2 separate regions of the Homo sapiens genome follow, and region 2 is linked to region 1. The links are chromatin loops, found by intact Hi-C in ENCODE. Cell type or tissue: PC-3. All regions are shown on one strand. Links, peaks and the distances in the headings refer to the core of each region. The heading gives the core; the rest is flanking DNA.

The links. Peaks named below come from ENCODE experiments on the same cell type or tissue, not always from the same donor. Only the 100,000 strongest peaks of a DNase experiment are listed, where the experiment ranks them.
Region 2: it touches region 1 in a loop (4-fold over the local background); 2 of 110 quality-filtered maps call a loop at or near these places.

The regions. Positions count from the first base shown.
Region 1 is chr13:110,866,074-110,876,142 of GRCh38, reverse strand. PRECSIT (p53 regulated carcinoma associated Stat3 activating long intergenic non-protein coding transcript) reads left to right here and starts at 5,835. Exons shown (of 1, transcript NR_027701.1): 1 at 5,835-10,069. RefSeq lists a silencer at 1,255-1,474 and enhancers at 2,412-3,289, 5,535-6,734, 6,092-6,778. In PC-3, for the core only: CTCF peaks have their summits at 5,811 and 6,038; a DNase peak (open chromatin) is centred at 5,742; H3K4me3 peaks cover 2,353 bases; H3K27ac peaks cover 1,649 bases.
Region 2 is chr13:110,960,483-110,970,551 of GRCh38, reverse strand. LINC00431 (long intergenic non-protein coding RNA 431) reads right to left here and starts at 4,525. Exons shown (of 2, transcript NR_126378.1): 1 at 4,433-4,525. The region is part of intron 1 of LOC105370364 (a long non-coding RNA gene); the gene reads left to right. RefSeq lists an enhancer at 4,374-5,573. In PC-3, for the core only: no CTCF peak of the experiment used is centred there; DNase peaks (open chromatin) are centred at 2,911 and 5,121; H3K4me3 peaks cover 1,136 bases; H3K27ac peaks cover 3,469 bases.

The sequences.
Region 1 (10,069 bases), core at 1,387-9,386:
TAATCCCAGCTACTTGGGAGGCTGAGGCAGGAGAATCGCTTGAACCTGGGAGGCAGAGGTTGCAGTGAGCCGAGATCACGCCACTGCATTCCAACCTGGGCAACAGAGCAAGACTCTGTCTCAAAAAAATAAAACATTGATCACCAATAATCTCATGAAAGTCAAAAGTTGGAAGTTGTCAAGCTCATGGTACTGGATACAAGTTTTACAACATCCTGATTTTTGCTGAAAAACTCAAATTTTATCATTGGACACAAATACTGTCAGTTTTCCTTGAAGTAGAAGACTCACTTGGTTAATTTTTTGGTTTTTTTAAATTGAGACGGGGTCTCACTCTGTCGCACAAGCTGGAGTGCAGTGATGCGATTTTGGCTCCTTACAGCCTTGACTTCCTGGGCTCAAGGGATCCTCCTGACTCAGCCTTGGAGGTAGCTGGGACTCCAGTCGTGCACCACCATGCCCGGCAATTTTTTTTTTTTTTGGGGGGATGGGGTCTCACTATTTTACCCAGGTTGTCTCAAACTCCTGACCTCAAGCAATCCGCCCACTTTGGCCTCCTAAAGTGCGGGGATTACAGGCTTGAGCCACTGCATTACAACCTGGTTATTTTTTTTTTAATCACATAGCTTGTCAATCATTATTTCAAATGAAAATGACGTTTCTGAAAAAGTCACTGGATACACTTATCGCACAATCAGCCAGAGCCGTGCTTTTCCTGGAGACAGCTGTACACAACAAATCCTTCATGCACACTTCCCTTTACATCACAGAGAACGTGTGCTGTCAAAATTTACTCATGTTTACAGCATTGAGGGCATTCTTAAGTGAAATTGGGTTTTTTTCTTTTTTTTGACTGCACGGCAGTGAAGAATATGAAGGTGATCAGGCCGGGGCAGTTTTTGCTAAGGTGCTAGTAGCTTTACCCACCATTTCTTTTGAACCCTCAGTGCCGAAGTCAACACTGAAAAAGGCAAATCACATCTCGGTAATGAGACCGTTTTGATTTTGGGGACCCCCTGAAATGGGGTCCTGGGGACCCTGGGGTTCTGCAGGCCACAGTGAGAGAACTGCTGGAATGTTTTGAATGATGAGATCTAAGCAACTAGTGATAAATACTGGAAAATGTAGACTGGGTATTCATTGAATTACCCTTTTTGACTTTTCCATAGGTTGGATTTTCGGGGTTTTATTAAGGAGAAGAAAACGGGAGAATAATTTGGAGACAGAACATGGGAAACATTGAAGAGTTTCCCGGAAAGGGGGAGCCAAGAAACAGGCAGCGGGTGGAAGGGAGGAGCCCTCGGGAGGGCGGGAACCGGGGGCGGGGCGCCGGCGCGGGTGCAGGGACGAACCATCAGGAGGGCGGGAACCGGGAGAGAGGCGCAGGGGCGGGGAGAGGGGGGTGAGCCGGGCGGTTCTGGCGCGGCTCTGCTTGGGGAACCGCAGCCAAGGTTGGGGCGAGGCCGTGGTTGGGATGGGCCGGGGCGGGTGAGGGGTCCCGGGGCGGTGGGAGGGTAGCGGGGGCTGCGGCAGGGCACGGCTGGAGCTGGGGGCTGGAGGTGGACACCACCCCAAGAGTCTGCACTGAGCAACGGTAACAGTGAGCCCGGGCACAGCTGCAGCCAGGGAGACCCTGAGTGTGCGAGTGTGCGTGTGAGGATGTGTATCAGTGTTTGCAAATGCATGTGAGTGAGCGAGCATGAGGATGTGTGTCCATGTATGGATGTGAGTGTGCAAATGTGTGCGAGGACTGGGAGTGTGTGAGAGCGTGTCAGTGTGGGAATGTAGGGGGAATGTGGAGGGAAGTGTGTCGTTGGCAATGTGTGAGTGTGCAAATGTGTGAGAATGTGAAGGGAAGCGTTGAGTATTGGATGTGAGTGGTAATCTGGTGTGTGTGAATGTGTGAATGTTTATGTGTGAATGTACGTGATGTGTGTGGATGTGTATGATGTGTGCGCACGTATGAATGTTGATTTGTGTGACGTGTGTGCAGATGTGTATGAATGTGTGATGCATGTGGATGTGTGTAAATGTGGCTGCTGTGCATGTGTGAATGCTATATGTGTGTGACGTTTGTGACTGTGTGTGTGCAGGTGTGACTGTTTTATATGTGTGGCTGATGTGCATGGGTGGTAGTGTATGTGAAACATGTTATATGTGTGCATGTGTGAACGTGTGTGGCTATTGTGCACGTGTGGATGTGTGTGAATGTTGCATGTGGGTGTTGTGTCGAGGTGTGGGCATGTGTGTGAATGTGACTTGTGTATCTGGATGTGTGTGAATGCAGGTGTGTGAATGTGTCACTTGTACATGTGTGGATGAATGTGCGTGTGTGAATGTTATGTGTGTGTGACTTGTGTGGGTGTGGATGTGTGTGAATGTATGCATGTGTGTGAATGTCGTGTGACGTGTGTGTGTGAATATATGTGTGACTTGTGTGGGTGTGAATATATGCATGTGTGTGAATGTCTTGTGTGTGATGTGCGATGTGGAGAATGGATGGAAGAGCAGGCGCTTGGCGAGGGGGGAGGGAGGAGGATCAGAGGCCATGGGAGAGGGCGGAGGGAGCGTAGGAGAGGCCATGGGGGAGGGGAGGGGCGGAGAGGCCACTGGGGAGGAGAGGCCGGGGTCGGGGGCGCCTGCCCACCGTGAAGAGGCCCCTGAGGGCAGCTCGGCCTCCTGTTGGGGGCCAGGGTCGGCTCTGGCGGGAAGGCCCAGGCAGTGCAGAATCATGGAGCTCAGGGGCCCTGCTGGGGTCCGCTCAGGAGCCTAGGGTCCTTAGAGAGGTCTCAGGAAATGGGCAGGGGGAGATGGGGCTGGAAAGGGGACATGTGGACAGAATGGGGTCGGAATCGGAGTCTCCCGGGCAGGAATCGCTGGGAAGGTGGACATCTCAAGCCCTGGAGAAGCTTCCAGTCCGCGGAAAGGGGAGAGGACTGGAGCTCCTGGGTGTCTGGGGCAGGACGTGGATGGGGTCACATTTTTCTCTGTTGGGAATAGCACGTGCGAGGCGTGGGCTCGGGCTTTGAAGGTTTGCAGGGTGGGGAAGGGAGGCCGGTGAAGCTCTGAAACCATCCCCGAGGGGACTCTGAGTGACCACTTTGTGGTCAATCCGCAGGGAGAGCTGAGGACGAGGCGGAGGCCCCACAGGTGAGGGCCAGGTGAAAAGCCCTACAGCTGCTGTGTTGTCGAGCCCCGTGGCCAGGCGGGGCGGGGGGCCATGGGTCCCCCAATTCTCTGGGCATTCAGCAGAAAAACCGGCAGGGCTCAGCCAGGGAAGCTGAACTAGAAGTTTCTAACCTGTGCAAGCAGAGCCACACAGGTCAAGAGGACTCTGGGAGGTCCCAGGGCTCAGGGAGGGGCTGCGGGAAGTGCAGGCTTGGGAAAGGGGTCTCCACCTGGAGTTCAGGCCTCATCCCAGTAATGGTCACAGCCACCAGATGACCAAGTGCCCCAGTACCTGGGCAGGCAGGTCCACAGTGCAGCAAAGAGGGATGTGCCTCTTGGGCAAAGTCTGGCAGAGGCTGAGGGGTGGGTACTCGCCCAGTACCTGTGCTGGAAGGTCACCTTGAAGGGGTCCCCAGGCCATGACCAGGGCTGCAGTGTCCCCAGGGTTAGAGCTGGTCAGTGCAGAACTGGGCATCCCCCTCAAAACACAGCACTGACAGCAGCAGCAGAGCGTTGAGCTGTGAGGCAGGACGTCCCACCCGGGGAGGGGCCCCTTCCTTGGGCTCACGTTCTCAGGAGATCACAGTGCAGTGTCAGCCAGGGCTGCAGTCTCATCTGAAAGCTCCCCTGGAGCCTCTGCATCCAAGCTCACGCACATGGCTGGTGACTGGACCCAGTTCCCCCCGGGTCGCTGAACTAAGGGCCTGAGTTCTTTGATGGTTGTTGGCCTAAGGCCACCCCAGCTCCGTGCAGGGGAGGGCAGGGGCCTCTCCACCAGGCACTCTGAGGAGTGCTCACCCCCCGCAGGGAGAGGCGGGAGGGACGGGGAAGGGCAGAGGACACATCAGGTTTTTCATCTTACTGCGTTTTTTTTAAAACAGGAAGATCTGAAGCCAACTACATTCAGCAAGTTTTCTTAAGAACAAAGTAAGAAAGATAAACCAGAACAGCCCTGCTTGGCTTATCCCGGCCTCGCCTTAACCCTCCCTTCCCTGCCGTCTTTCTGTGGCTCCCCTCTGCCAGGTGCCCCCTGAACTTTAAGATTCCAGGATGGTTTGAGAACAACTTCGATGTTTCTGTTTTCCCATTTATGAAGGCTACTGTGCTCTCACCAGTGAATTTAATTACAAGATTTTTAGAAGCAGCTAAAAAAATTGCAACTCAGATGCATCAGTGAATCAGTCCTATTCCCTGTCTGCTAAAGGATGTCTTTTCGTTACCATCATCTGCCGCAGGGCTTTTCTGACAGTTCATATAATTCAAGATAATTGAAGCCAATTTTGCAAGCAAAACGACAGGAACCACTACATGAAATAGCACATCAAGTCTCTGATTCACAACAATGGCACTATTTCCTCAATGGTTTTAAAATTCTCTTGGCTAGGCGTAGTGGCTCACGCCTGTAATCCCAGCACTTTGGGAGGCCGGGGCGGGCAGGTTGTTTGAGCTCAGGGGTTCAAGACCAGCCTGGGCAACAACGTGAGACCCTGTCTCTACAAAAAATACAAAAATTAGCTGGGCTTGGTGGCGCATGCCTGTAGTCCCAGCTACTTGGGAGACTGAGGTGTATCAATTGAGAAAAATGACAAGACAAGTCTCAATCATTTTAGGAGGTTTACTCGCCAAAGTTAAGGACGAACACTCGGGAGACAGTCTGTACCTTTCTCCGAAGATGATTTTGAGGGCTCCAAATTTAAAGGGGAAAGGGTGAGATAATGACAAGTACACAATTTTCATCTAAGAGGCGGGTAGAGAAAAATAGTCATGCGTTTGGCTCATTGAATCTGCATTATTTTTACACAAGATGACTTAGACAAAGGGGGCAGGGGAACAATCAGGTTTGCATTTGTGTCTGGCGGGCAGGGGTTGACTGCACCTGTAAAGATGAGCTATCGATTTGCATTGCTGTGGTGAAATCTTAACAGAAACACCTTACAGTAAAGATTGCGGAGCTCACTAGGAATTTCCTTGTGGACAAAATATAGGGGAGGTGTGCAGTTTTTCATCTTGCAGCATCTTATTTAGGGACCAAAAGGGGAGGCAGGTTTGCATGACCCAGTTCCCAGCTTGACTTTTCCCTTTGGCTTGAGTTTGGGGGCCCAAGATTTATTTTCCCTTCACAGGTGGGACGATGGGTTGCAGGGAGGATGGGAGCCTGGGAGGCAGGGTTGCAGGGAGCCAAGATCATGCCACTGCACTCCAGCCTAGGTGACAGAGTGAGATCCTGTCTCAAACAAAACAAAACAAAACAAAACCTCTCTCTGGAAGAGAAAGGAGGGACTGTGAAAACAACCGAGGGAACAGGCAGCTTTCATTACCAGCAGCATGGGATCCTCGCCCAAGGCCGAGAAAACACAGGAGTGAAATGACAGCTATAGAGGTACACTCCGCAGGCTGCATGAAAAGGACAAAAACAGTAATATACACACCAGTAAGGAACGGCATTGGCATGCTCCGCCTCCTGTGGGCAGCCTGGGGATGAGGTCATTTTCCAAAACAGGGAGCTGGTCAGCATTTTCCATGCCCAGGGCAAGTTCCCCTTGATGGACAGCACCTAATGACCAGCGCTGAGTCAGTCTAGGAGCAGAAAGACTGGAAACCCTGGAGTAGGGGCCACGTCAGCATGACTCACTCAAGCAACGGCAAATTCTCACAGCAACAACATGAAACGCCCTCCAGGGTGATGACTGTGGGAGCAAAACTGACCGGAACCTGGGCGGTGCATGCACTGTGCACCCTCCTGGTTAACAGCCCCACGGCCCGAGAGCTGTGCTTTACATGAATGTCTTCTGTTAAAGCAGCTCGTGTGGCTTCTGCACCCTGGTGGAGCCAACACACGTGCCTGTCACGGAGGTGAGGAGTGAGTGAGTTCTCACCAGCATTTGACGCTGACCTTCCGGAGACATGGCGTCCCTGAGAGCCTGCAGCCTGCCAGAGCAGAGAGCCACCCGCTGGCCGTTCTGTTGGAATTTCGGAGTTCCTGTCTTTCAGGCAACATCTGCCAAGCGCGGTTTGTGTAAGGAAACCCATTCTGTCGTGTCTGCCGGGGCCCAGGGCGGCTGCTGTGCGGGAACCAGCTTTTGTGGCCCATGGAGCAACGACTCAGTCTGGGGCTCGGCTACTCTCCGGCCCGGGGTACTGGCATTTCCCTGGGGCCCATGGGGCGAGTGCCCCTATTTTTCCCATGAGGCCTCAGCCAAGAGGAGGTTCGGGAAGAAAGGAAAACACAGGTGAGGAGAGAGAAGGGCGGGCAGAGAGGTACCACGCCATTAGTGCTGATGGGGAGAGGCGGCTCCAGCCCGGCACTGCTGTCCTTACGAGGCATGTTTCCTTTTTATTCGGAGGAAGAGAAGCAGAGGAACACGTCATGGAGACGGACCGAGTTGAAGGAGCCAGGGATGGTGACAAGCGGAAGGAAGTGTGTTTTGTCCCCATCCAGGGAAGCTTTTGTTTCATGAGACTTACTTGCGCACGTCTGGTAGCTGCCCTGGACATTCATGGACTTTCGTTTTCACTCAGATTTTGTGGTTCACGTGACACAAAGCATGAGGACATCACTGGGCGAGAGGGCCAGGTCACCCCACTGCCGAGGGGCACGCCCCAGCTGTGCACCGCTAGAGTGGGCTTGTCCAGTCCTCGGACACGGGGACAGGGTGTGCCCATCTCATGTAAGACATGAATAATAGTAGAAATTTCTGTTGCATGAGAACTCTCTGCATTATCCTCACCATTTTCCTGTAAGCGTAAAACGTCTAAAACTTTTTTATGAGCACACTAATTCCTCACTTAAGGTCGTCATTAGGTTCTTGGAAATGGCAACTTTAAACAAAAGGACAGACAGCAGGTCCTCAAATAACATTCTTTCCTTCAACATCATTTCATCCTAAGGAGAAAAAAATGGATTTTGTTACATATCCTGGTTCATTTCCAAGAACCAGGTGGGCATAGAATTGACCAAAGGTGGAGGAGAACAGATGTGCGGCTCCGTCCTGGCTGTGTGGCTCCGTCCTGTGGACTAATGCGTGTGGACAGTCAGGAACACTTTCAGGACAATGTGGGTGGCCTGCCAATGGGACCTATTCCAGAGGTCTGAGAAGAAACCGTTGTTTAACCTAGAATCCTGCTAGGAATCAAACTAGCTTTGACAGGAAAAGGAAAAAGAATGAGGACTCTGAACAGGGACAGACTCAGAACAATTCTTATCCACTCATAGTTTAGGAAATAATCTTACAGCATGTGCTCCACCAGGGTCACCAACTGTCCCAATTTGCTTGGGACTGAAGGTTTGTTTGTTTTTGTTTCTTTGTTTTGAGACAGAGCGTCTCTCTCTGTTACCCAGGCTAGAGTGCAATGGCGTGATTTTAGCTCACTACAACCTCCACTTTCCAGGTTCAAGCAATTCTCCTGTCTCAGCCTCCCTGAGTGGCAGGGATTACAGGAACCCACCACCATGCTGGCTAATTTTTCAATATTTAGTAGAGATGGGGTTTCACCATGTTGGCCAGGCTGGTCTCGAACTCCTGACCTCAAGTGATCCACTTGCCTCAGCTCCCAAAGTGCTGGGATTACAGGCATGAGCCACCGTGCCCAGCCTACTGAGGGGTTTTTATGGACATGGGACTTTTAATGCTAACACTAGGACAGTCTCTGTCAGACTGAGATGATGGTCACTCTTTGGCCAAACACCTCCACCACTGCCCCGCAACATCCATAATAGCAACAGTTTGAGTAAAGACACAAGTACCATTTGCGGTCCAAATACTTGAGTGTGTAAACGGTGCATTGGGTGTGCACAGCGGTACCCAGAATCTCCAACTAGCTCCTCATGAGCTGGGTGGGGCATGCAGGGAAGGAGGCAAAGCTTCCCACCTGTCTGGGGAGGCTGTGGGCTCCACCTCTGCAGACTTTGGTAGGAGACCAGTGTTCATGCAGTTGTAGTAATGCACGTGTAGCTTAGGGTTTTTTTGGGACTAAACTATGGACAAAGCACAGAACTCAGTTGTCTCTGTAGAAAAGGGTGGCCTGTCACCCGGTACCAGGTGAGGGGAGTGTGGCAGTGGCAAGAGCACCTGGTGGTGGCCGAGAGGAGGCACGGAGGAGAGTCAGGGTACCGTGCCCTCATGGAGTGAGTGCGGAAGACAAAACAACAGACACAGTTGTAATGACATTACTTTATTTGGGGTTAAATTAGGGTGCACATCACAGAAAATCCTCAAACCACAGGGAATGAAATGGAAGTTGTTTCTCTCTGGTAAAACAAGTCTGAAAGCTGCAGTGTCATCAGATCCACGGCCCTGCATCTCTGCCACACCCCACCATGCACCTCCAGTCCTCCCGGCCTGTGGCTTCCAGGGCTCCAGGAACTAGGGAGGGACAGACACTGGGATCTTCTGCCATGAAGCAGAGAGGGATGCTGGGGAAACACATGGGCACTCGCTGCCACAAGTGCCTCCTGGAAAAGCAAAACCCAATGCCATGGCTGCCTCCCTCCGGCAGCACCAGCACGAGTGAGCCAGATCCTCACCTTTGATCATCAAGGCTGAGAGGTAATATCTGAGGTCGACAGATCAAGAAGTAGAGACAAAAGCAAACCAGGCTGGTGGTAAAGAGGAGGAATGACCGTAAGATGCCTCTGAAAAGTGGGAATATGGGGAATCTCCTCTTGGTTTCTGGTTGCACATGTGAATTTATTGAAAACTGAATATATTAAGATGTGAGCTTAGGAGTTGGCAGCCTGTGGCATGGGGAGGTGTGGGAAGTGGACAGTCTCAGGTCAGGGTGGGCTGGAAAGTGGTGCCACCTCGAGAACAGTAGGTTAACATCTACCCCCAGTGACGACATTCAAACCTTCATCCAGCATCCACTTCCAGGGGACATTTTCACAAAATATTCACGAGAGCACACAAAATATACAAAGGATGACGAGGGTTGAACATTGTTGTGACAAAACATGGGAAGCAACTTAAGTGCCATCTGTGGGAAACGGTCTAGTGGTGGAGCTGTGGGGCTGTGGGATACTGTGGGCGGGTGAGAAACGGAGAGGCGTCTCCAAGCATCAGTGGGATAAAATTGCTCTATCTGTATTTTCAAAGGAGAAAAAGAACAAGCCCCAAGCTGTGCATTTACACGGGGACATGAGTACATCCATCTGTAATGCGTCTGTCACCCCACAACAGGAGGGGTTAGCTGTGCGTGGGGAGAGGGTGAAGAAGGGCTTTTGCCTGGTGCTAGACTGCCTGGGTTCAAATCCTGCTCCTACTTAGTGCTGTGCAATTTGGGCAAAATACCTAAACCTCTCTGTGCCTTCATTTCCACCTCTCTAAAGCGGGGTCTGTGACAATGCCCACTCCTCATTCATAAGGTGGTGGTGAGGATTAAATGAGCTGATGCCCTCACAAGGTGTTTGTCCATCAGTGATAGGGTTTGGCTGTGGCCCCTGTGTCCCCACCCAAATCTCATCTTGAATTGTAATCCTCATAATCCCCACGTGTCGAGGGAGGGATCCCGTGGGAGGTGATCAGATCATGGGGGTGGTTCCCCCATGCTGTCCTCATGATAATGAGTGAGTTCTCACGAGATCTGATGGTTTTATAAGGCAGTTTCCCTGCTCTTACACGCTCTCTTTTGCCTGCCGCCATATAAGACATGGCTTTTCCCTTTCCACCATGATTGTAAGTTTCCTGAGGCCTCCCCAGTCATACAGAACTGTGAATCAATTTAACCTCTTTCCTTTATAAATTGCTCAGTCTGAGGTAGTTCTTTATAGCAGTATGAGAATGAACTAACACAGTAAATTGGTACTGCGGAGAGTAGAGTATTGCTATAAAGATACCCAAAATGTGGAAGCAACTATGGAACTGGGTAACAGACAGAGATTGGAACAGTTTGGAGGGCTCAGAAA
Region 2 (10,069 bases), core at 718-8,717, 95 kb before region 1:
AACCATAAACTCTGAGAACTGCATCACACATGGCTTGGGGCCCCCAATGGATCCCCTGATGTAGTTGGGGTAAGACTTCCTTCATAAGGGGTTTATTCAACATTTCTCTCTGGTCTGGCAGTACCCATTTTCCTTCTGAATTCTCTTTAGCGCCTATTTTTATTAGTTTTTCTTTTTCAGTGGAAGAGAAAATGGGGATTACTGTAAGAGGAGGGAGACAGGGAGTTAAGTGAAAAATACGCATTTCAGAAGACACAGCAGCCTGCTTAGCTACCTGATCTGCTAGGTTATTTCTTCGACTTTCAGAAGAAAGGCTTTTCTGGTGGCTGGGAACATGGACAATAGCTATTTCTTCCGGCAACTGAAGATTATTCAATACTTGAGTGATCAGCTCCTTGTGAACAAGGCCTTGACCTTTACTATTAATGAGACCTCGTCCAGTCCAAATGTTCCCAAATGTATGGGCCACTCCAAAGGCATACCTGGAATCTGTATAGATGGTTCCTTCCTGGTTCTGTTACTTTAAGGATTGGCTGAGTGCAAACAGCTCACACGTTTGAGCAGACCAACTGTTGGGCAATTTTCCTGATTCTATTTCTGTAAGAGTTTCTCCATCAATCACTGAATACCCATTTTGTCTTTTTTCCTCAATCACCCAGGAGGAACCATCTATGAATAAGTGCTGTCCAGTCCAGAAGGGGGTTTCTCCTATGTCTGGTCTAAAAAATCTAAACATGTGTGTTCCCTCCTTAGATTTGGATTCCCTGTTAGGAAACCTGCTGGATTGAGTGAATTATCAGTGGTCAATGTTAAATCATCCTTTTCTAACAGAATGTCCTCATACTTTAAGATTCTTGAGTCAGTAAGCCATCTCCGTGCTCTCTGGTTTAAGATAGTTCTAACTCGGTGAGGCATGCTTACTGTCAATTTTCCTCCAAAGGTTAACTTTCTGCTTTCCTCGACTAGTATTGCTGTAACCATGACAGACTGGATGCATTGAGGCCATCCACAAGTGACTGGGTCTAAGACCTTTGATAGGAAGGCTACAGGCTGCTGGTGGCCTCCGTGTTCTTGAGTCAGCCTCCTAAAGCTACCCCACTGTCCACATTAACAAAAAGGTGGAATGGCTTTTCTAGGGAGGGTAAGGCTAAAGCAGGGGTAGCTATGAGCCTTTTCTTCAGCTCCTCAACTTGATAAACTTCCTCAGAAGTCCACAGGAGATGGTTAGGCTTCTGCTGGGCAAGTTTTTCATTCTTGGTAGTTTGAGGCAAGGGTAGGGACATGATTCCCTCGATTCATTCAGGCCCTATTCTTCACTTGTCTGCACTTACCAAGTGGCCTAAATATTTAACTTCGGGCTCTACATACTGAAGCTTTCTTTTTGAGACTTGTAGCCCCTCAAACTGCAGATGGTTAAGAATATGTGTAGAGAAGTCAGTTACCTTCTCTGTATCTTCACCAGGTATAAGAATGTCATCCACGTACTGAAGAAGGCATATTTGTTCTGGGATGACAACTTTTTCTAGTACTTGTTCTAAAATTTGGCCAAAAAGATTAGGGGAATCTGTGAACCCTTGAGGCAAGACCATCCATTGATATTGTTGTTTCCGCCCTGAGTGGGGATCCTCCCATTCAAAATATATCAGCTGTCTTCAGCCAGGGGACATGCCCAAAAAGCATCCTTCAAATCTATTACAGTAAACCATTGATGATTATATGGAATCTTGCTAAGAATGGTGTAAGGACTGGGGACAATGGGGTGGGTAGTCTGGACTATTTGGTTGATAGCTCTAAGGTCCTGTACTAGCCGGTATGACCCGTCTGTTCTTGACTGGCAGTATTGGGGTGTTATATGGAGACATACGGGGCTTGAGAAACCTGTCCTTAATAAGGCCTTTGATTATAGGTTTCAACCCTATCCTACCTTCTAGGGGAATAGGGTATTGCTTCCTTCTTACTACTTCTCCCGGGGTTTTTAGCATGATGTGGATCAGAGGGACTTGGAGTTTCCCTCAGTTTCCTTCTTTGGGCAGACATTAGGATTAATATATTTTTCATCCGCATTGGTGGGTAGGTTTCATGAAGTGAGGAATCCTCTTGGGCTGACTTGTAGACCTATGCCCAACTTTAACATTAAATCCCTCCCCAGTAAATTAGTTCCTGCTTCAAGGATTAACAAGAACTGAATATGAGCTGAGTGATCCTCGTATCTAACTTCTGTGCTTTCTAAAATGTTTGCTCTAAACCCTTCCCCTTTTACCCTGGAGACTAAAAGTTCCTCTGAGGAGGAGACAACATTAGACGAGGGGAAACAAACAGAGGAGTGAGCAGCCCCTGAATCAACTAAAAAAGTGATAAGCTCATGTTTAGGTCCCACCTCCAAATTTATCAGGGGCTCCTGGTGGGACTCAAGATAAAAGAGACAGAGCCCCTGACTCCCTTATTCTTCCTTGAAAGTCATGAGTGGAAGGGCTTCTTTCTCCTTTCTTAGTTCAGGACATCCTCTCTTGAAGTGGCCTGTTCTTCCACATCTATAGCACTTATCTTGTCCTTCCTTCCTCTTAGTTCTGGGATTCTTTAACTTTGCTCCCCCATACTCTTTAGGGGGCCTGGTAAACTTGGACCTTGGTCCTCCAGATGGAGGCTGGGTCCTTTAAAATAGGGTTTAGACCCTTTATAGTTTCTGGCTCCCTGGAAACTCTGTCTAGAAGTACCTGGGTTTGGAGCCATCTGTTGGAAGGTGGAAAACATAAGTTTTGTCTTTTGTTTCTGTTTTTCTTCATCCCTTTTCACATATACTTTCTGAGCTTCCCTGAGGAGCTCACTTAGCAGACGGTCTTCCCAATTGTCTATCTTTTGCAACTTTTTTGAAGTGTCTGGCCAACTTTTAGTGACAAACTGGAATTTCAACATTCCTTGCCCAAAGGGATCATCCAAATTGAGGCCTGCATATTGCCTCATTTGCTCCCTCAGTCTGTCTAGGAATCTCATAGGCCCTTCATCCTTTTCCTGTTGTATAACAAATGCTTTAGAAAGATTTTGGGTTCAGGGTACTGATTCCCAAATTCCTTTTATTATCATCTCCCTTAGTTCCTGCATATTTTCCCAGTGACCTGCATCGTTATTGTCCCACTGGGGGTCTCGAGGGGCAGGGAATTTCTGGTCTGCGGTAGGAAAGTTTTCACCAGGAGGGTGCTCACATTCCTAAACTACCATAGCAGCCCTGTGAATCATACTCCTTTCTTCCCCTGAAAAGAGGATGCCCAAGATGGACATTAACTCCACCCAAGTGTATAACTGAGGTCCTAAGAATTGGTCAGTTTGGTCTGCCACTCCATAAGGGTCATCTAGTAGTGGTTTAAGCTCCTTTTTAAAATTCCAGACTTCTGAACTGGTTAAGGGAGCATTTACAAAGCCAATGGCCCTCCCCACCTCGTGGTACCTCTTTCAAAGGGAAGAGGGTCAGGGCTGACCTCTTAGGTACAGAGAGAAATGGGAAATTCTGAATATCTTTTTTACATTGTTCTACCTCACACTAGAGTCCTTTTGGAGAGGGATATTTAGGTTGGGAGGGAACAGGCTGGTGGGACAGTAATTCCCAAGAGTCAGGGTTATAAGGAGGAGGGACAACGTGAGTAGAGGGGAAATTTGGAAAGGGATCTGAGGCGGCAATGGCTGTCTGAGGGGAAAGACTGAGGACACTGAATGGGGGAAGATAGTCTAGGGGATCCCATGCACTGGAGTCTTTAGGCATGAGAGCTGGCTCCTCTGACTTTTAATTTTGATGTGCTAGATTGGGTTCTTCCCTATCTGTTTTTAAGGGAAAAAGAAGGGCAGGTCCTTCCCTCCAACAAAGGGCATAGCCTAGTTCTTCTTGGGACACTGGACTTTTATCATTAATGTATCAGATTAGAAGCTGACACATTACACCCTCATTTGATCCAAACCTTGGCCAGAAGATTGAGGGTCTGAGGATGGGTCCCTGAGTCCAAATAAAACAGCAATATTTTATCATTTGTTGCTTTTTCCTATGTTTAATCCTTTCATTATCCTTTCATTATCTTTCCAGTATTTTAGCATGAGACCTAGGGGGCTATCTGGGGGGATATCTTTGTTACCATCTTTATCCTTCTTGCTCCCTGTCTTGCTTGGGGTATTTCCCATCTTGATGGTTTTGGGGTAGAGTTCAAGGTTCAATTTCCCTTACTGGAAATTTCTCACCTTTTGGGGTGAGGCTCAATTCCCCCCACTGGAAATTTCTTGCCTTTCGGGGTGAGGTTCAATTTCCACCACTGGAACATACTTGCCTTTTCTATTACTGGAGGTTTGTGTGAGGTTCAGTCCCTGCCAATGGGGATGTCTCACCTCTTTTTAACCTCTAAGCCACCCTGACCAAGGAGTACTTCACCACCCCCTGCCACGGCTTTCTTACCTTGCTCCCAACCACCAAGGAAATACTTTACCGGCTCCCATGGTGTCTTTTCCTCGGTCCATGCACACACTTGTGTGGCCCTTATGGAGGATGCTTTAAGCTAGGTTGCTAGCCAGTTTCTTTCCATGTAGCTGAGAGCTCAGGTTATTCTTCACACTGGGTGGGTCTTGATTTCTCACCCCTGAGGCCGCCACAGTGGGGTGGGGTGCACCTCCTCACAAGAGAGAACCAGAGACCACCCCCGGAGGGGAATGTAATCCCGGATGAGCCCCCAAATTGTTATAAGTAAAGTTTCGGTGCCACAAAAGAAATAGCACTCGAATATAAAATTTTCTTTTTAATTCTCAGCAGGGCAAGGTACTTCTATAGAAGGGTATGCCCTTACAGATGGAGGACTGGTGAGTGCACACCTGGACAAAGGAGGGAAAGGGGTTATTTTTCCTTATGCACATGGTCCCTACTGCTTTGTCATTCCCCTATTGGCTAGGGTTAGACCGTACAGGCTAAACTAATTCTGATTGAGTAATTTAAAGAGAGTGACAGGGTGAGTTGTTTGGAGGGAAAAACGGTTATGAAATGAGTCAAGGTGGAGAATGAGTCAGGGTGGAGCAGGTAATCGGAATGAGTCAGGGTGGAAAATGAGTCAGGGTGGAGTAAGTAATCAGAATGAGTCAGGGTGGAGAATGAGTCAGGATGGAGTAGGTAATCAGAATGAGTCAAGGTGGAGAATGAGTCAGGGTGGAGTAGATAATCAGAAAAGGTTGCTTTACAAGGAAGTTAAGTTTAAAAGTAGAAGGCAAAGAATTGAACATACTGTCATATTAATTCTTTGAAGAGAAATTTATAACTCATATTTAACATCATGATTACACAGCATTCATCATTAAGATGAACATCATGGTTCATCTTAAACCGTGAGGCTGAAGTCAGAGGTGACACATGAAGGATATGGCAAAGCCACTCCACTTGACAATGAACTTCAAAAACCACACTGATGTTATAAAACCCAAATATTTTACTGCACATGCTTACTGGCTGACTTGCACAATACTTCCATTATAATTACGGGACAGACACAAAATGAAAAGAATATTTTTAACAAAGCACTTGCACGATGCAGCCGTACCCATTCTTAATGATCATTAATGTCTCATCCAAAGAGAACCATACTTTGTTTCATTTACTGAAGGTCAGCATACTGGGAAGCAATTGTCATCACATCTCAGACCTTTTTGCATATTTGTCCTCATTGTTCTGAGCCTTCATGTGCTCAGACTAGTTGATTGGTGTGTAGATTGTCTGTCATTAAAGCCATTTGGAAATCAGCTTTGTCACTGGTTTAGTGTTGGAACTTCAGATCCTAGAAGACACCACTGGAAAGCTCTGTGCACTAGGAAAGGGAAGGTGCATGGCCCTGCTGAGCCCAACCTCGGGGCTGGAGGAAGAGACTGACCTTGACCTTGACCTTGAGCCTAAGCAATGCCCCAGGACACTGAGACACCACACCTCCAATAAAGAAAAACTGTGAATGGCAGAAGGAAGGAACCATTGTTTGGGGGCTAACAAGGAGAAAGAAGTGCTCAGAATCACCATTCACTGTCGGAGTCACTCAGCAGGGTCAGCTGCTATCAGCCAGGCAGCTGAGGCTACAGGTCAGGAGGCCACAGGTCCTGTGAATAACCCACATTCCAGACATCAGCATTTCACCCACATGACTCCACCTCTTATCTGCAAATGGGGCCACCCTGAAATCACTTTGCTTACGAAGGAGGAGAAAGGGGGTGGCCCGTCTCTCTGAGTCCTGCCCCTCCTAAAACAGAGCCATGAAGCCAGGTCTTCATGATGCAGCCATAGCATTGCAAACTGTTTCCCATTTCCCCAGAACATGTTTCTAAGCTTCCAGGTCTTACCGGAAAGGCGTCCTAATCCAGACCCCACAAGAGAGTTCTTGGATCTCATGCAAGAAAGAATTTGAGGCAAATCCGTAGAGTAAAGTGAAAGCAAGTTTATTAGGAAAATAAAGGAATAAACAAATGGCTATTCCATAGACAGGGCAGCCCCAAGGGCTCCTGGTTGCCCATTTTTATGGTTATTTCTTGATTATATACTAAACAAGGGGTGGAGGGGTGGATTATTCAAACCTCCCCTTTTTAGACCATATGTGGTAACTTTCTTATGTTGCCATGGCATTCGTGAACTGTCATGGTGCTGGTGGGAGTGTAGCAGTAAGGATGACCAGAGGTCACACTCGTCACCATCTTGGTTTTGGTGGGTTTTGGCCATCTTCTTTGCTACAACCTGTTTTATCAGTAATGTCCTTACAACCTGGATCTTGTGCTGACCTCCTATCTCATCCCGTGACTTAGAATTTCTAATCTACTGGGAATGCACTCCAGCAGGTCTCAGCCTTATTTTACCAAGCCCTTACTCAAGATGGAGTTACTCTGGTTCAAACACCTCTGACATTTCCCTCCCTCTCTTTTATAGGAGAACCCTTAATCCTAAGAGTTGTAGAGGGTCAAAGACCATCTTTTGTAATTTTTTTAGGCTGAACAGGGGCAATGATATTCCTAACTATTGAGTTTCTTGCATTCAGGGTAGAGAGGAGTTTAATTAGAAAGCATTGGTGTGGCAAGGGCCATTCATAACTTTTGAGTTCCAGCAAAAGGTGATATCTGGAAGATTAATAAGTGTTTAATTTAAGAGAACATTTGGTAAGCTTATTCTGCTTTTTACACAAAGAGTACAATGGCAATATGTTTTACAACAGTAAAGCAAAATAAGTAAAATTATCCCAAGTAAACTAAATTAGAAGGCATTTTATGAAATGGGCAATTGTTGAAACTGAGCTGATATGGGATTGCTAGCTGATTTTAATACATGCCCAAAATTAGAATATTGATTTAGACTTTTACATTACCCATACATCTTGTTTCTTCTGAGCAGCAGTCATAGATCACTGGTTGGTTCACAGGAATAAGAAAAGTTAGTCTAAATTGCAGGAAAAAAACTTAAAAACAACTGATGAGACTAGAATTTAATAACAGGTACACCATAGTTCTTGAAACATAATGTTTTTTCTTTCCCATCTCCCATTTTTACCAAAGACAAATTGTGGTATGACTGATTTGCTTTATTATACTTGGCCTGATTATTTGTATAAAGTGCAGCAAGAATAATTATTATTCACACAGGCTTTTAAAATTGGCTTTGATGGAATTTTGTTCCATAGAAGGAATCTCAGTTAAGACAGTTTTTTTAAAAGCAGAGTTCAGACATGGGTTTGTATCCTCAAATACCTATATGAGTTGGGTGAATTTTTTTCTTTTGAGGTTTTAAGATAACTTGGGGCTCCTGGGCCTGTCAGAAAGTGACATTTTTTACTTAACACAGGTCAGGAACCCTGTACAGGGACTATGTAGACAAGGTATGAGGCCAGTTTTACCAAGGGGATTTTTTTTCTTTTAAGACAAGAGTCTTGCTCGGTTGCCCAGGCTGGTGTGCAGTGGCAAAATCTTGGCTCACTGAAGCCTCCACCTCCCAGGTTCAAGTGATTCTCATGCCCCAGCCTCCCAAGTAGCCGAGATTACAGTCACATGCCACCACACCCAACTAATTTTTGTATTTTTAGTAGAGACAGGGTTTCACCATGTTGGCCAGGCTAGTCTTGAACTCTTGACCTCATGTGATTTGCCCACCTCAGCCTCCCAAAATGCTGGGACTACAGGCATGAGCCACTGTGCCCAGCCCCCAAAGGGTTTTCATTGGCTCTGTAAATTAAGCTTGATTCCTTAAAGGAAAGCACATCACTCCAGTGAAATCCTTGGTAAAATAACCAGTTTCTTTAATTGTGTCCTGTTGCAAAAGAAAGCAGATTTTTATTTCACTTATGCAAATAACTGTATTGCCATAAGAATACTTACAAATAGTTTCCAAATTCTGAAGAAATCAGGTAGAGAGAGGCAAATATGCTTCAACTTTTGTTCACAGGAGTAGACTTAATTGTTAAAAGCTGTAAATAGCTTAAAAGAAAAGTTTCCTTGACTCCGAAAAACAAAACAAGGGATAAAAGACTACTTTAGACTTCTATTAGTTTGGTCCATGCATAACTCTGGTTTGATATTTATGAACATTTTAGCTGTCCATGAGTGCTGAAAATTTTTTTCCTCTATTCTAATGTTACAATCTCCAAAGTTATTAGAAACCTGCATTTAAGCATACCTGTTAAAGTCCTATAGTTGATTATAAAACCACCTTTTGAAGGAGATTAGCACAAGACAATTGTTTGTGGATGGCAAAGTCTTAGGGTAGCCATGGTCAAAACCACAATTAACAAATTTTTTACCTCAGCGTCACACAATAACACAACAATTATAATTATTACTGATAATGTACACGAAGTCCTATTAGAATTATAAGAGTTTTCCATAATTTTGGAACACATACCAATATTTAGTGCATGTAAGATTTTTCATTTGCCAATTTTTTAATTTGATTACTGGCTTCAGGGTGGAGCCCTTGGAGAAATGGGGCTGGGAAAACAGTTTCTACAGCCTAATAAGCAGGCACAGCTGGAAGACAAAACAAATCCCCCAAAATTAAAGGTCTCATTTTTATATCAGATTTTGGATTCTAAAAAGAGAGCATTAGCCCATTCTGTGATCAGCGTTTCCCCCATGGGAGTCTTATCTCTTAGTGTGTGTGTTAGGGGACACATTTCCATAACTTTTAGGTGGCCAAGAGCATGCTTCTCTGATCCAAATGTGCAAAGAGCAGCATATCCCCCCATAACTGCCATTAGCCATTCATAAAATTACATTTTTTACCTAGTTATTATACACCAAAGCTTTTTTATAATGTGAAGTAATTTTTGATACCCCCAAAAGTCATAAATGTCAGATAACACAAAGTAAAATAGAATAGAGCCTTAGATTTTGAGAGGGACGTATCCATTCTTAATTCCTGGGGTTTTATGAGAAAAACAGAATTTTTCCAAAATGGGGTTTGTGGTGCCTCCTCTGTTTTTCCCAAGGAGTTCCAGCAGGTTAGAAATTGAATATCTGCTTTTAATTAAGCTGATTTTTAACCACAGAGCTCTTTATTTTTCTTTTTTTCTTTTTTTTCTTTTCTTTCTTTTTTTTTTTTTTTTTTTTTTTGATATGGCATATCGCTCTTGTTGCCCAGGGTGGAGTGCAATGACGTGATCTCAGCTTACCGCAACCTCTGCCTCCTGGGTTCAAGAATTCTCCTGCCTCAGCCTCCCGAGTAGCTGGGATTACAGGCATGCACCACCACACCTGGCTAATTTTGTACTTTTAGTAGAGACAGGGGCTTCACCATGTTGGTCAGGCTGGTCTTGAACTCCCGACCTCAGATGATCCGCCCGCCTCAGCCTCCCAAAGTGCTGGGATTACAGGCGTGAGCCACCACGCCCAACTGAGCTCAAAAAAAAAAAAAAAACCTTTTAAATTTCTTATTACCCAACTTTAGCCAGGCCAAACGGCCAGTATTTCTGGCTTTTGAACTTTACCAAAGGTAAACTCCCAGGAGCTTAGAGAAAGGAAAATTTAAAACCATTTGTGGAGGGGAAGAGAATTAACAAATGTTTACACAGATATTAAACCAGAAAGGACTTAT